Regions from separate parts of the Mus musculus genome. Here region 2 is linked to region 1. Evidence: chromatin contacts called from ENCODE Hi-C or POLR2A ChIA-PET data. All regions are on one chromosome and are shown on one strand. The core of a region is the stretch at or near the end of the contact, and the rest is flanking DNA. Distances in the headings are between cores, read along the strand shown.

Region 1 (6,749 bases), core at 2,037-4,536:
AGCCCAAAACATGGTATTGAATGCCTTTAATCCTAGTACCCGGGAGGCAAAGGCAGGTAAATCTATATGAGTTTGAGGTGAGGGAAGCCTGGTCTATATAGTGAGTTCCAGTCCAGCCAGGATTACATACTGAGATCCTATTTCAAACTAACCAGCCAATCAACAAAGCCAAAAGAGTAACACTGTCCACCCCAAACTAATCAAAACAGTAGTGTGGATTCAGTTTTTGGGCTGCATTTTCCTGAACCCTATTCAAAGAAAATCTCAAACAAAAATGTTTCAAATGGGAGGTAGAGGTATCAAAATAAAAAGGAAAGTGAATATATGAACCCTGATTCTATGAAACTTGCTTTGAAATAGAACATCAGGAGTTGGATGCAGCTCAGTGATAGAAGGCATGTTTAGTATGCTCAAATCCCTGGATTTGGGGTAGGAAAATGGCTCAACAGGTAAAAACCCTTGCCACCACGGCCAAGCCTGACAACCTTAAATTTGTTCCTGGGATTAACATGGTAGTAGAGAATCAGCTCTGAAAGTTGTGCTACACTCCCACTGTTGCACAAAAATAAATGTTTCTGTTTTCCAGTTGGACTAAACCCTACAAATCAAAAGGCCTGGTCACAACACAAAGGGAGGGAATTTCTGCTCTAAAGCATTGAATTATTATTTTGCTGTTAACTTTCTTGGTGTTGAGAGTTTGAATTACAAATAAAAACATTTGGTAAGAAGCAGATGCTTAGCCGGGTGTGGTGGCGCACGCCTTTAATCCCAGCACTCGGAAGACAGAGGCAGGCAGATCTCTGAGTTCGAGGCCAGCCTGGTCTACAGAGTGGGCTCCAGGACAGCCAGGGCTACACAGAGAAACCCTGTCTCGAACCCCCCACCCCCAAAAAAGCAGCAGATGCTTATCTTCTACAGTTATGTGACGGGGAAAGAAAGCAATGCAATTTTTGAACTATATTCAAGTTAATTAGGCTAATGTGTTTTGTAAGGTTTGTTTTGTTTCCCTTCTCTTCCTTCTGAGTATTGGGGATTGGAACCAGGACCTTACCAGCACTAAAGAAGTGATCTACCACTAACCTATATCCTTTTCCTTTTGTTTCCATTCTGAAACAATCTCTGAGTTTCAGGCCAGCTTGGTCTACAGTCAGTTCCAATCCAGTCACAGTTACACGGTGAGAACCTGTCTCAAACAAACAAAATCCACAAACACTTCAACCTAATTACTCAGCATTTTTGTGTACTTTTCTAAGAATGTGTTTCTCATGATAATACTGCATACAGGGTAATAGCGAATCTCTTTAGAACATAGTTTGCAGTTTTCTATTTATATCAATTTCCTTTTTTAAAAAAACATTTTTATGTATTTGATTGTTTTATCTCAATGTATGTGTATATATGTGCTTGGTGTCTTAAAGAAAATATCAATTCTGACATTGGAGTTCGAGGGTTGTGAGCAGTCGAAAGGGTGATGGGATCCAAAGACTTTTAACTTCTAAGACTCTCCAGCTCCCATTGTACAACAATTTTCAAAGGATCTCTGCAAGTAGTTGTTTGGAATTGTTTAGAATTTAGTTTTTGAACCAGACATTGTGGCACATGCCTAAATCTAGAGTAGCTGAGGTAGGATGACAAGTTTCCGGGCAGTTAGAGCTACACAGTTTAAGGAATAAATCATTTGGTCCTTTGTTAGTGTGAGCTGCAATTAGCTAAAGCTGGTTATGGAATCACGGATAAATAGGAGACACTAGGCCCTATGATCCCTACTTGGCAGCTGGCTGCTTGTTTAGGCCCTTGCTATTGATCCTAGGGTTGAAATGTAGCAGGCAGTCGTCTATACAGCTGGGCTCACAAATGGAAGAGGAGCAGGTGCCCACCTTGGGCTTCAAGCACTTCACTGGGTAATATTTGTGTCTTGAACCAGAAGGCTGAGGAATTTGGAGAGAGGGTAATGTTAAAAATTGGGAAGAAGCTGGGTGTGGTGGCGCACGCCTTTAATCCCAGCACTTGGGAGGCAGAGGCAGGTGGATTTCTGAGTTCGAGGCCAGCCTGGTCTACAGAGTGAGTTCCAGGCTACACAGAGAAACCCTGTCTCGAAAAAACCAAAAGTTGGGAAGAAAAAGTGGAGAGAGACGACATGTAATTAAAAAAACAAACAAAAACCCAAACAACAACTAAACAGTTTTATGCTAAGTTGGCAGCTCAGTTTGTCTTTTGTGTCAGGGTGATGCCTAACTTCTGCAGAGGTGAAAAATGTCTCCATTCCTAACCTATGCTGAGTCTCCGGTATTCTCACTTTTTAAGGCTATTTTTCTCATAACATTGACACCCTGTCTCAAAAACAGTACTCTGAATAATTGTGTTTTTTTTTTTTTTTGGCAAGTTGCTGACTAGATAACGTAATTTGCATCGGCTCAGTGCCTAGTTAAACCTTGGAATTGTGATGATTCTTTCATATGATTTTAATATGAAGCTGGCGCTAGTTTGAAGTTTTAGTTCCTCAATGCATGGGCAATTATAATGAAACGGCAAAAAATATCCATAATTTCCCAGTTATTATCTAAAGTTGCGACGTTTCAGCTTAAAAGACTCGCCAGTTTTTTTTTCCTTTTCGAAAACCGGTAAGCAGCCGTGGCCTAAGTATTTCCCGTTGGCTCACTCTGGCCTCAGCCCCACCAGCCTTGAGATTAAGAAATCAACTACGGTTGGAAGGTCGCAGTCAGCAGGGCGTGGGAGTGCAGGGCGACAGTCAGCCAAGAACCCCACGGAAACGCTGCTCTGCATTATGGCCTGTCCCAAGCTCTCACTTTGCCCAGCTCCGAATTCAGACTAGCAGCTTCCAGCTGTCCTAAACGTAGCAGAAGGGGTCGGGAGGCCTGATTTCCACTGTGTTGATTTCGCGGTTTGTTTGCTTTTTCTTTTTCCTGAACCTGACATGTCCCGAACTCGGGCACTGATGAGGGGCAGTGGCCTGAGGATAAGGTTAGGTGTCCTCCGCTCGGGCTCGGGGCTCCCACGGGCTTGCGATTCCGCCAGCATCCGTCGGGAAAGCACTAACCCTGAGAACTTCTGTCGCACTACTTACTGCGACTCGCTCTAAGCTCGGCACTGGCTAATTTGCGGCTGGACGCCAGGGCGGCAAACAGCAAAGGCCTAAGTGACCTGCTGCTTAGACGCCCGGGGCCGAAGAGGCTTCGGAGTAGGCTAAAAAAAAAAAAAAAAAAAAAAAAAAAAAGAGCATCATTCTCGCGAGACTCAGCCTCCGAGAGGGGCGGGGTGAGCAGACGTGAACGCGCTCGGGAGCCGTTAGGGTGGGACCCTTCGTAGGAGGGGCAGGGCGGAGCGCAGCGACGTGGATGGCGATTGGCCGAACCCCCACGGGAAACGACTAGGCGCGAGCTGCGTGCGCGCTCCCGTCGCGGCGGCTGCGAGCCGCGTCAGAGCTCGCTTGCTGGGGGGGGGGGTTGACGGCTTCTGGCGGGTGTTGGTGTCGGGAGGAGGCGAGAGTCGGCTTAGCCTGTGTCGCGTCTGTCTCAGGAACCGGACGGAGAGTGAGGGCACCAGGGCTCACTCTCTAGGGGGGCTGCCATTTTCCGCGTTCACGCCGTCGTGAGGAGCGCAGCCCGGACTCTCCACGACCCCTCCGACTCCCTACTCGCGGGCCTCGAGGCCGCGGCGGCCACCGAGACAGCGCCGCACCTCCCCCACCCCTTCCCCTCGTCCCCCGCCCGCCAGGGCCCGGCCGGTGCCCCACCCCCGCCTGCCTGCCCGCCCGACCGCCCGCCCGCTACGCCGCCGCCATGTCGGCGCAGGCCCAGATGCGCGCTATGCTGGACCAGTTAATGGGCACCTCTCGGGACGGTAAGTCGCTGCCAGAGCCCTGGGGGTGGGGGAGGGGCCGTGCCTGGGGAGGGGGAGGCCTCCGAGGGAGCACTTGGGCGCGCGCGTGCGGCCGAGTAAGGGGTTCCCAGATTGGTAGCGCGAGGTCCCCCCCGTCTCTCTTCCAGTCCAATCAGGGCTTGGCAGGCGGTCTTGGGGGCGGTGACCGTGCGGATTGGCGGGAACTGCTGCCAATGCGGCGAGGCGGGGCCTGGGAGCAGAAAGGGGAGTTTGTGCCTTTTGCTGTTGACTTGGCGGGGTTGGGAGAGCCCAAGTCTGTCTTGGAGTAGTGGGGCGGTCAGTTTGACTATTGATCAGGGACCGGCGGGGCGCTCAGGTCTCCACCCCCAGCTCCAGCTCCTTTCCTCTGGGCTTTCGGATCACCCCTCGCCGCCGTCCTCTAGAGTGTGGAGAGAAACATCCCCTCCCTCCCTGGTCTTAACGAAACCACTACTAACCCCCAGTTCCAGGGACGCTTCGTCGAGCCCTTACAGAATCAACTTTTTTTTTTCGTGTGTGTGGAAAATCTGACCCAAACCATGGTTTCTTAAAGTGGGTGTGTTTGGCCCCATTTTGTAGAAGTGTTTAGGCCTATTTTTTTTTCCCACCGAGAGACCTCCATTTTGTTAGACCACGTATTAGAGACTTCAGTAAATATTGGCAAATTTTACCTGTGCTGAAAACAGAATCATTTTGGATATTTGATGCCCACTGAATTAGAATTGAAGGAAAGGGCTTTTAAAAATACAGTTAGATTAGAATCCTTAGAAAGAGTTATTTACGTGTTTGTTTCTAAAAATGATGAAATGTTGCTTTTGGGGGATAATTAACAATGTACTTTCAAATTAAAGTTCAGCACTTTCTTAAAAAAAAAAAAAAACAAGTCCAAATCCTGACTTGTAAAAACTCGTTTAGGCAAGTTTTTTAGCGATTTAAATGCTTTTTTTTTTTTTTTTTTTTTTTTTTTGGACAAGTTTGGCTTACAAGAAAAGACGTACATAAATTTAGCTTAATTGTAAATCCTGTTGAATTTTCTTGAGTTCTTTGCGGAAAATATGGGAGAAGATAGAACCTATTTCAAATCTTTTTTAGCAATACTTAATACAGCTTTCAGTGTAAGGTTAAGTCCTAATAAAAACCCACTGGAAATTTTTCTTAAAGATAGATACAGGTGGATAACAGATTTATTGTATAGAGAGGAGGGAAAAAATGGAAAGAAAATAAGATTTATTTGTGAGTAGTAAGTAATCCCTTGAAAGTTAAGTAATTAAAAACACCACTGGAATAACCTAACCTTTCATGCTTGGGTAAGAATGTTTATAATTGCAGCATGTCTTAACTTTCTTCCTTCTCCATCATAAGTGAGGATATTTAGAAGGGGCTTCATACAGGAACTTAACAGTTCAATATTTGTAATAACATTTTAGAAATCTTAAAGGCTTACCTTATGTAATCTTTAAATATGAATTGATGCCATTATTGGTAACTTCTGCATAGATAGGATTTCCTTATGTATTTTACTGGGAGGTTAGTTGGATCAAGGTAACTATGACCTGACAATTTACTTTTCTTTTTTTTTTCCCTGTGTAGTCCTGGCTGACCTGGAACTCACTCTGTAGACCAGGCTGGCCTGGAACTCAGAAATCCTCTTGCCTCTGCCTCCCAAGTGCTGGGATTAAAGGCATGCCCGGCTGACAATTTTCTGATAGCAGCCCCCCTCTAGTATTACAAAACTGAACTGTTAAATATGTAGTATATCTGTAAATTTCTCTTTGTAGTCCCAGAATGAAGCTGGATTCTTAAAGTTTAATTATTTTTTTACTTAAATTTATATTCCTGTGTCTGTCCCTGAATATTTTTTAATCCTTCAGACCTATTGAACTTAAAAATAAACACATATTTATGAGTAAACAATAGTATTTGGTTGAAGTGATTTGATTTTCAGTGCTGTATTGATTCAGAAGAAGCATCAATTTTGCCTTTGTAGAACGCTAAGGCAGGAGAATTTCAGTGAGTTCAAGGCTACCCTAGGTTACATAGTTCCAGGCTAGCCTGAGTTAAGGCAAGACCCTGCCTCAAGCAAAAACATTAGAAAAGAACTACTTTTATGGAAAAGTGGGAAAAAAAGGAGTGAATGTTAGTCAGGTGTAGTGCAGTGAGATCCCATAGCTCAAGAAAACAAAAAGAAAGCTTTTTTAAGGTACCGTATTAGTTCTTTCATATATTTGACATAACATAGTACATTTCCTTGTTATTTAATGAAATTTTAATTGAGGACCTTGAAATAAAATCAGAATTACCTTTTTTTGTGTACCATAAACAAAATTAGACAAGGATAAGGGACATAGGTACATCACTGAGAAGCACCATGTCATTTGGACCACATAATGGAAAACCTCGTGTTATACACATGGGACAGCTTACCAAAAATACTGTGTGTTTGGCTTTAAGAGGTGGAATTGGGAACCCAGAAAGTGGGGGAGAGATGGAAAAGGTAGGTAAGGGTGGGTATTTAAAGTAGCTTTGTTTTTTGTTTATCCTTGCAGACAACTATAAAACAGCCAAGACTTTTGGATAGTGGTGCTTTAGATGGCATTTATCCCCTTAACAGTATCATATTTGTGAAGGAATCTGGAACAGTAAAGGAATCTGGGACTCTGGGAAGATGTTGCTCCCCCTTTCCTAATATTCCCCACCCACACTTTTCTGAAAAGAGCTTTTAATTCCTTTTTAAATTACTTGGAGACTTAAATCTGTTGGTTAAGTGTATCATCGATTACTTAAATCAGCTAATCACTTAAGTGACTTAAATCTCACTAGAATCCTTAGGAATAGGCATTGTGGTGGTAGTAAAATAGACAACTTGGATT
Region 2 (6,323 bases), core at 2,841-5,340, 320 kb after region 1:
GCCTCCCAGGTTGTTTGTACATTTATAACGTAGCACAAAAGTGCTGCTATGGAAGAGACAGTCTCTACTTGAAACCAGCAGAAGCTTGATGGGAATAAAGACTCCAGAAAGGTCACAGAGGAAGAAAAAAAGGTTCTTTCTTCTGTGGCTATGGGGGTTTATTGTTGCTGGTTCCCAAACTAGAAAAGGAATAGCAGGAGATTAATAATTGAAATTGAAGTGTTCCTATTGCTGGTTTTCTAAACTATTTGAGGGTTATGCTTTCCCTAGAGTCATCATGCCTGTAAACAACTAGGAAGACAGAGAGATTTAACACATACTGAGAAAATGCCTACTCCAGGCAGGAACTCTACTAAATAGACTCGGTTCTAACTGTATCCTCACACAATCCAATAGAGGCTAAAAGTTCTGAAAAGTAAAGGCATAAACTCATTCAACCCCCACTTTCCCTGATTTGAGTGTCCTGCCATCCTGACTAGTTTCAAAGATAAAACTAATGAGTTTGATTCACTATTCAGGTGTAGCAATAAGGTAAACAATGGTTATGCTTTGTTATTCACAAATGTGCGACAAAAACACAGGCAAAGATACAACAGACTACTCGTTGCAAACCTCTTTTCAGGGAAGATGATTCCTAATCTTATTGCTCCGTTTGCATCTTGGTGGCCAGGTGTCTTCGGGTCCATCTGATGAGGGACTTCAGCATGCCAGTGTTTACAAGTCTGAATGTGAAAGGTTCTTTGGTTTCCTCCACACTGATCAACAAGCCACGTCTCAGGCAAGTGAGGCATAGTTAACTTGGAATTTAGGTCTCTCTAGTTGGGAATCCAGAGTTACAGACCCCTGTGACTGACTTTTGCACTACATGCTGAAAAAGCCTTGGTAAGCAAGTTGATGGAGAAATATAATCACAAGGCAAATGTTTAACCTTCTAAGAAAATATCCCCCTTTATTACAAGAAGTTTAACTTGATCAGTATCAAGCCACTGAAAACTAATGTGATATTTATAAGCCGACTCTTAAAGACAGTACTGGAAGACTGTTACACTTTGCCACTTATTAATCCCTATTATCAAATATGCTTTGTTTCAAAAACAGCACACCTGTCTAGATTTCTACATTCCAGCCTTCACTCGGAATCTGAGTCACACTCCATTTGAGAAATTCCAGCTAGAAAGTCTCATGTGTAATTAGACCTCTGAGAAGAATCATGTGGAACTATTAGGAGGAGAAATCCCTCTTTTGGAGAAGTCTATTAAAAAAAAAAGTCCTGTTCATTTATGACCACACACACACACCCCACAGTCCCTGGGTTCTGGTGGAAATATGATAAAAGTCAGGTTCACTGAGTCCACAGATTGTCACTGGGGGTCAAGGGAGAGGTCAGTGTAGTGTTGGCCATACTCTGCACTGTGAGTGAGCATGGGCACTGGAAGCATAGGCCTTGACTACGGAGGTCATTTCTCTGTCTCATAGCATGCCTAACAGTCTCTCTCAAAAAGACCAGACAGGCCTGAGCTCTGGGCTGAGTAACTCTGGGTTGGTGGGGAAGAAGTGCTGAGCAAGAGGAGGAAAAGAATTCTAGAGATGTAAGAGATGCTCCCAAAGAAGAAAAAAAGCTACAAACAAAAGAACAATTAAGAGAACCCACAGACAAGGCCCAAGGAAACCCAGGATGGAAAGGAGGTGACAAATTAGGTTGCCTGGGATAGAGGAGGGCTGGAAAGTAAAACTCCAAGCAGAGAGAGACCTCTGAACCCCACAGTCCCACAGTGTAACACTTTACACACCTGTAATTGCTTTTCCGACACAATCACTAAAAGAACAATGTCCTAGGACCAACTGTGCTGGGTCTTACTTAGCCCCGGGGGCTAGCCTACATTCCTCATGGATTTCAAATGAAATCAACATAATCAATGAAGTTCCCAGGGTGGCTTTGTTCAAGGTTGACAAAATACATCCCGACCCACCTCCCCAGCTTCCTGGAAGAGGAATTTTTATTCCTCTATTACAGTTGTGAATTCAATGCCAAGTTCTTTCTAAAATGCTCACCCGGAGTGTCCAGCAGAGGGAGTCTCAAGGAGGTACTTAATAAAGAGAAAACTGTTTCATTTTAACACTCTAGACAGTGGGAGCTTTGACTGCAGCCCCCCTCCCCTAGACACAGATGAACAATGAATGCCCGACATGGGTTCTCCTACATGTTCACGTCCCCACTGGCATGTTTCTAGTCTACGTGGTGGAGTGATCCGAAATTTTGTTTTGTTGTGTGGAACGGTTAAATAGACCTTGTGTTCTTCGGAATCAAAGAGGAAAGCCCCTGGAATAACATTTCTCTGTTGCTTTCTAAACAGCCCCTTTGTTTCTAAGAGACTCTGGAAAAAATATTTACAGTCCATAGGTTATTTACAGCCTTGTTATTCAGAGCCTGAATGGTAAGAGAGTCCATGCAGAAACCTAATTCATTTAGAGCCCTGGTACTAATAACAGATTTTCTTTTCAGATAAGTTTTTTTTTTTTTTTTAAATCAGCCTCTCCTAACAGAGATAAAACTATTAATGAGATCCCTGTTTCACTCGGCCCAACAGTTCCCTGGGTTTATAGGATTACAATCTCCCCTAGCCCCTCCTCTTGGTTCCTGGCAAACCCGTTTCCCTCTCATTTGCGATTTCATACACAGAATATCTGAACAAAACCGAAAGAAAGCCAGATGGACCCACGCTAAAAGTATGTAAAGGGCTGCTATTTCAATGATTTCACGAGAGAAACATTTTCACGACGAAATAACTGAAAAAATCTGGCACACTTTGGTTGAAAAATACCCGGTACTACAAGCACACAAAACCCCATAGAAGAGTAAAAACTTAGTTGATTCCGGCTTGATTTTCTCGCTGCAAGCTGACGGAACTGACTGAAGAGAACCGAAAGAGTGCGCGAGGCAGCTGTATCGCCTTACCTTTTCTTTCTTCTAAAGACAGTCAAATGGGAAAAAAATCAGCCAACGCCAGGTGAAGGTGCACAGCACCGATCTACCCAGGCCGAGCCAGAAAACCTTCTTTCGCACCCCCTTCCCCGCCCCCCCCAAAAAGCCAAACTACATTCTCCCTTCCACACGCCAACTGCGGGGAGATTTTGAGCCTATTTCATTGTTCTGCCTGGGTCTGAAATGGACTTTTCATCTCAACCCTCTCTCATCGCTTGGCCCCTTTCAATCGGATTCCACAGCCACCACCACCACCACCACCCCCCAAAAATCGGAGGCTCGGGAAGAATAAAGGAGTGTGGGGTGGGAGTGGAGATGTTTGGAAAAGGGAGCAGAGAGGACGGACAAGTAGAAAGGAGATCGTTTAAAGGTAATGGGGGAGGACCGCATCACCTTCATTTATCACAAATAAACAGAAAGCAGTCACGGATCCGTCTTTTCCCACACGCCGCCCCCATTTCTTTTCTTTGGGCAGCAGCCCACCGGCACACACCCCCCAGCCGCCTTCTCTGCCCTGGAAATAAGATCCTGCTCCAGGCCGGCTCCGGTCCCGTCTGGACCCAGGATGGGGGCACCGGGGAAGGTCGCGAGCCCCCAGGACCAGGGCCCGGGGCTGCGGCCGGGGGCTGCCGGGCGAGGGGCCGCGGGCAGAACAAAGCTACGGGGGCCGCGGCTGGCCGAGCGAGCGGGGGGATCGCGGGCCGGGTGCCCCTTACCTTCGTACACGGGGGCCATCGGGGCCGGGGTGTCCGCGGTTCATGGCAACGGAGAAGGGAACGCGGCGCGCGAGCTCGGCCCCCTCAGCCTCAGTGGGAATCTGCCATCTTGAGCCTGTGTCTCCGCTCTCGGCGCAGCCCAGGCCGCCAGCGCCCGCATCACCGCCTCACTTGGCCGGCGCCGGGGGAGGGGGCCGGGCGGGCGCGTCGCCGCCGCCGCCGCCGCCGCCGTAGCCGCGGCCCGGGCCCTGCGCGGGGGGCTCGGCCGGCCCGGGGCGGCTAAGGCGCCGAGGCCAAGGGCCGGGCGGGTCCGCGAGGGCGGGAGCCGGGGCGGGCTGCGGCGGCCAGGGCCCGGGCCGGAGCTCAGCTCCGCATGGCTGTGAGGCGGGGGCGCCGGCAAAAGTTGCCCGTGAGGAGCAGGGGGAGGGGGCGGGGGCGGGGCGGCGCGGCCGGGCGCGAGCGGGCGGGCGGGCAAGCGCGAGCGAACGAGCCGGGAAGAGCCCCAGGGAGTCCGCGCGCAATCGAGCGCCGATGGCACGGATGCGAGGCGGGGAGGGCCGAGCCGAAGGGCAGAGCGGGGCGTCGGCGGGGGCCGAGCGCGGCCCGAGGGGAGCCGAGCGGCCGTGCGAGCGGGGCTGGGCGAGAGCGCGGTGCGCTGGCCCGCAGCCGCCGACCGGAGCTCCGCGGTGGAGGCGGCCACAACTTTGTGTGTGCGTGCTTGGGAGTGCGCGCGTGGGTGTGCGCGCGCCGGCCGACCGGGCCGGGGAGCGCGAGCGGCTGCTGCCGACAGCAGTCCCGCTGCCGGGCAAAGTGTCTTCACCCCAGCGCGTGCGGGCTCCGTTCTAGCCGACACGCGGGGGAAATGACTGGAGGGAGTGGGCGCGTAGTCCTCCCGGGAGAATGTCGGGGGAGCTCCCTGAACTGCTCGGGGAAAACGCAACGTCAGGATGGACGCCTGATCCCGATGTTTGGAGAGCCCTCTCCTCCATCATCCGGGTGGGAGGGTCCCACCTAGTGGCTCCAGGGTTTTGCTTTTTTTCTGCTCACTCGGGCCGGAGCGAAACGTTCTCTAAACTCTCCTAGCCTGGATCTCTGCCCTGATTTGCCTCTCCAGCTCGCTTCTGGACGTCTGCACGGGACGCCCTGCCTTTTGCCTCCAACTTACGAAAACTTGTTGAGTCCTGATATATGAATAGTTCATAAAAGAAATTAAGTGGGTGACAACAAAGCTTCTGAAAAGCCAACAAAATATTAGTATCCAGCAAAAAATATTTTGTCTCATAAACCCTTTATTTTCAGGTATGAATACTGGACACCTGATGTAAATTGTATTTCCTACCTGTAAATCATAGGTCCAAAACAGTTTAGAAGCTACCTTGAGGGTGGGGATGTAATATGATGACCTCTAACTCTGGAGAACTTTCTTTAAAACAAGCCCATTGTTTTCTTTTCTTTTTAAGACCATTGTTTTCTCACTATCTTTCCAGCTTCTGTATCCCGTGCCCATCCACCACCCAAAAATAAAAAAACAACCTAGCTCCTGCACACACGTGGCTGGTTTTGTTACTGGAAAATAAGTTTCACTTCATCTTGGGATGGTCCTTGACGGCGATCTTCTTTGCCTCAATATTTCATATTACATTACACTAGTGCTTTCCTTACTCTAATGTTCTTCACGTTGTAGACTCCTAGGCGACCATTGGTAAGGGGAACCTCAGAGATCATCTAGGCCTGCCTTGCCGTTTTGCAGTCCAAGAAGCCCACAACAGTAAAGGATATTATCCAATGATACAAAGTATTGGACCTTAACTTTAGATCTTTAGGCCCCTACGATCTTCCTTCACACTCTTCACTTGTCCCTTTCTATCCCCTTGTAATCCTTAACTGGTTTCCCTAGATTTGTTCATGGCCGGTTGCTCCTAAATACTGCTGCTCTCTCAAATGGAGTGGTTCTGGCCACTCCATGCTCCTACTTCTATCTTCTAAAGACTCACCTTCATCTAGTGCTAAGTCTCTTAGTTCCTTGGCTTTTAGTCAAGACAGACAGGTTCCAACTTACCTCTCCTAGGACATGATTTCAACAAATCACTGCCTCTCCAGCCCGACTGGTTTACCTGTGGTCCTCTGCCAACCTTGCTCATCTATGCCTTTGCCCAAAATGTCACATTCCCACAAGTGGTGTCTTCTCTCTTTAAAGAATTCCTACCTCCCTGCAGGTTGGCTCATTTCCTCCATAAAACAACCTAAATAATGTGAAGAAGACAAACCTGAGTTCAAACCCTAGTTCTCCCACTTGGCAAGTGTATGAACATGGTCTCCTTGTCTGACCTCACTGAACCTTGGTTTCTACATCTTAATTATAATAAGAATATTAATATGAATATACGCTCCCCTGCACTCATCAGTTTCTACCCCGCCTTTACTACATAGATATGCAATTGCTTGTTGCTTCCTCTGCCTCTTTCCATGCTGGTCAACAGAACTCTCTCCATTCACTTGTGGCACTGAACTTATGATGAAATGCAGCTAGTGCCTGAGGAACTAAACATTAATTCTAATAGGCACGGGTGGCTAGTGGCTACCATACTGGGCAGTGTATCTCTAACTATAAGCTCAATGAGGGC

What was found. A loop is a pair of places that touch in the nucleus more often than their neighbours do. ChIA-PET counts read pairs that join two places held with the same protein, here RNA polymerase II (POLR2A).
Region 2: a loop to region 1 is called in a map of heart, with 4 times the contacts of the local background. The contact joins the promoter of Hipk2 here to the promoter of Luc7l2 in region 1. A Hi-C loop is called at or near these places in 1 of 37 maps with a recorded cell type or tissue (heart). POLR2A ChIA-PET finds 5 or more read pairs at or near these places in 2 of 5 experiments (Patski and embryonic stem cell).

Annotation. Positions count from the first base shown.
Region 1 is chr6:38,548,048-38,554,796 of GRCm38, forward strand. Luc7l2 (LUC7-like 2 (S. cerevisiae)) reads left to right here and starts at 3,287. Exons shown (of 10, transcript NM_138680.3): 1 at 3,287-3,861. The coding sequence starts at 3,801.
Region 2 is chr6:38,872,100-38,878,422 of GRCm38, forward strand. It overlaps Hipk2 (homeodomain interacting protein kinase 2), which reads right to left and starts at 4,091. Exons shown (of 15, transcript NM_010433.2): 1 at 3,700-4,091. The coding sequence starts at 3,718. It also overlaps a transcript of Tbxas1 not described here.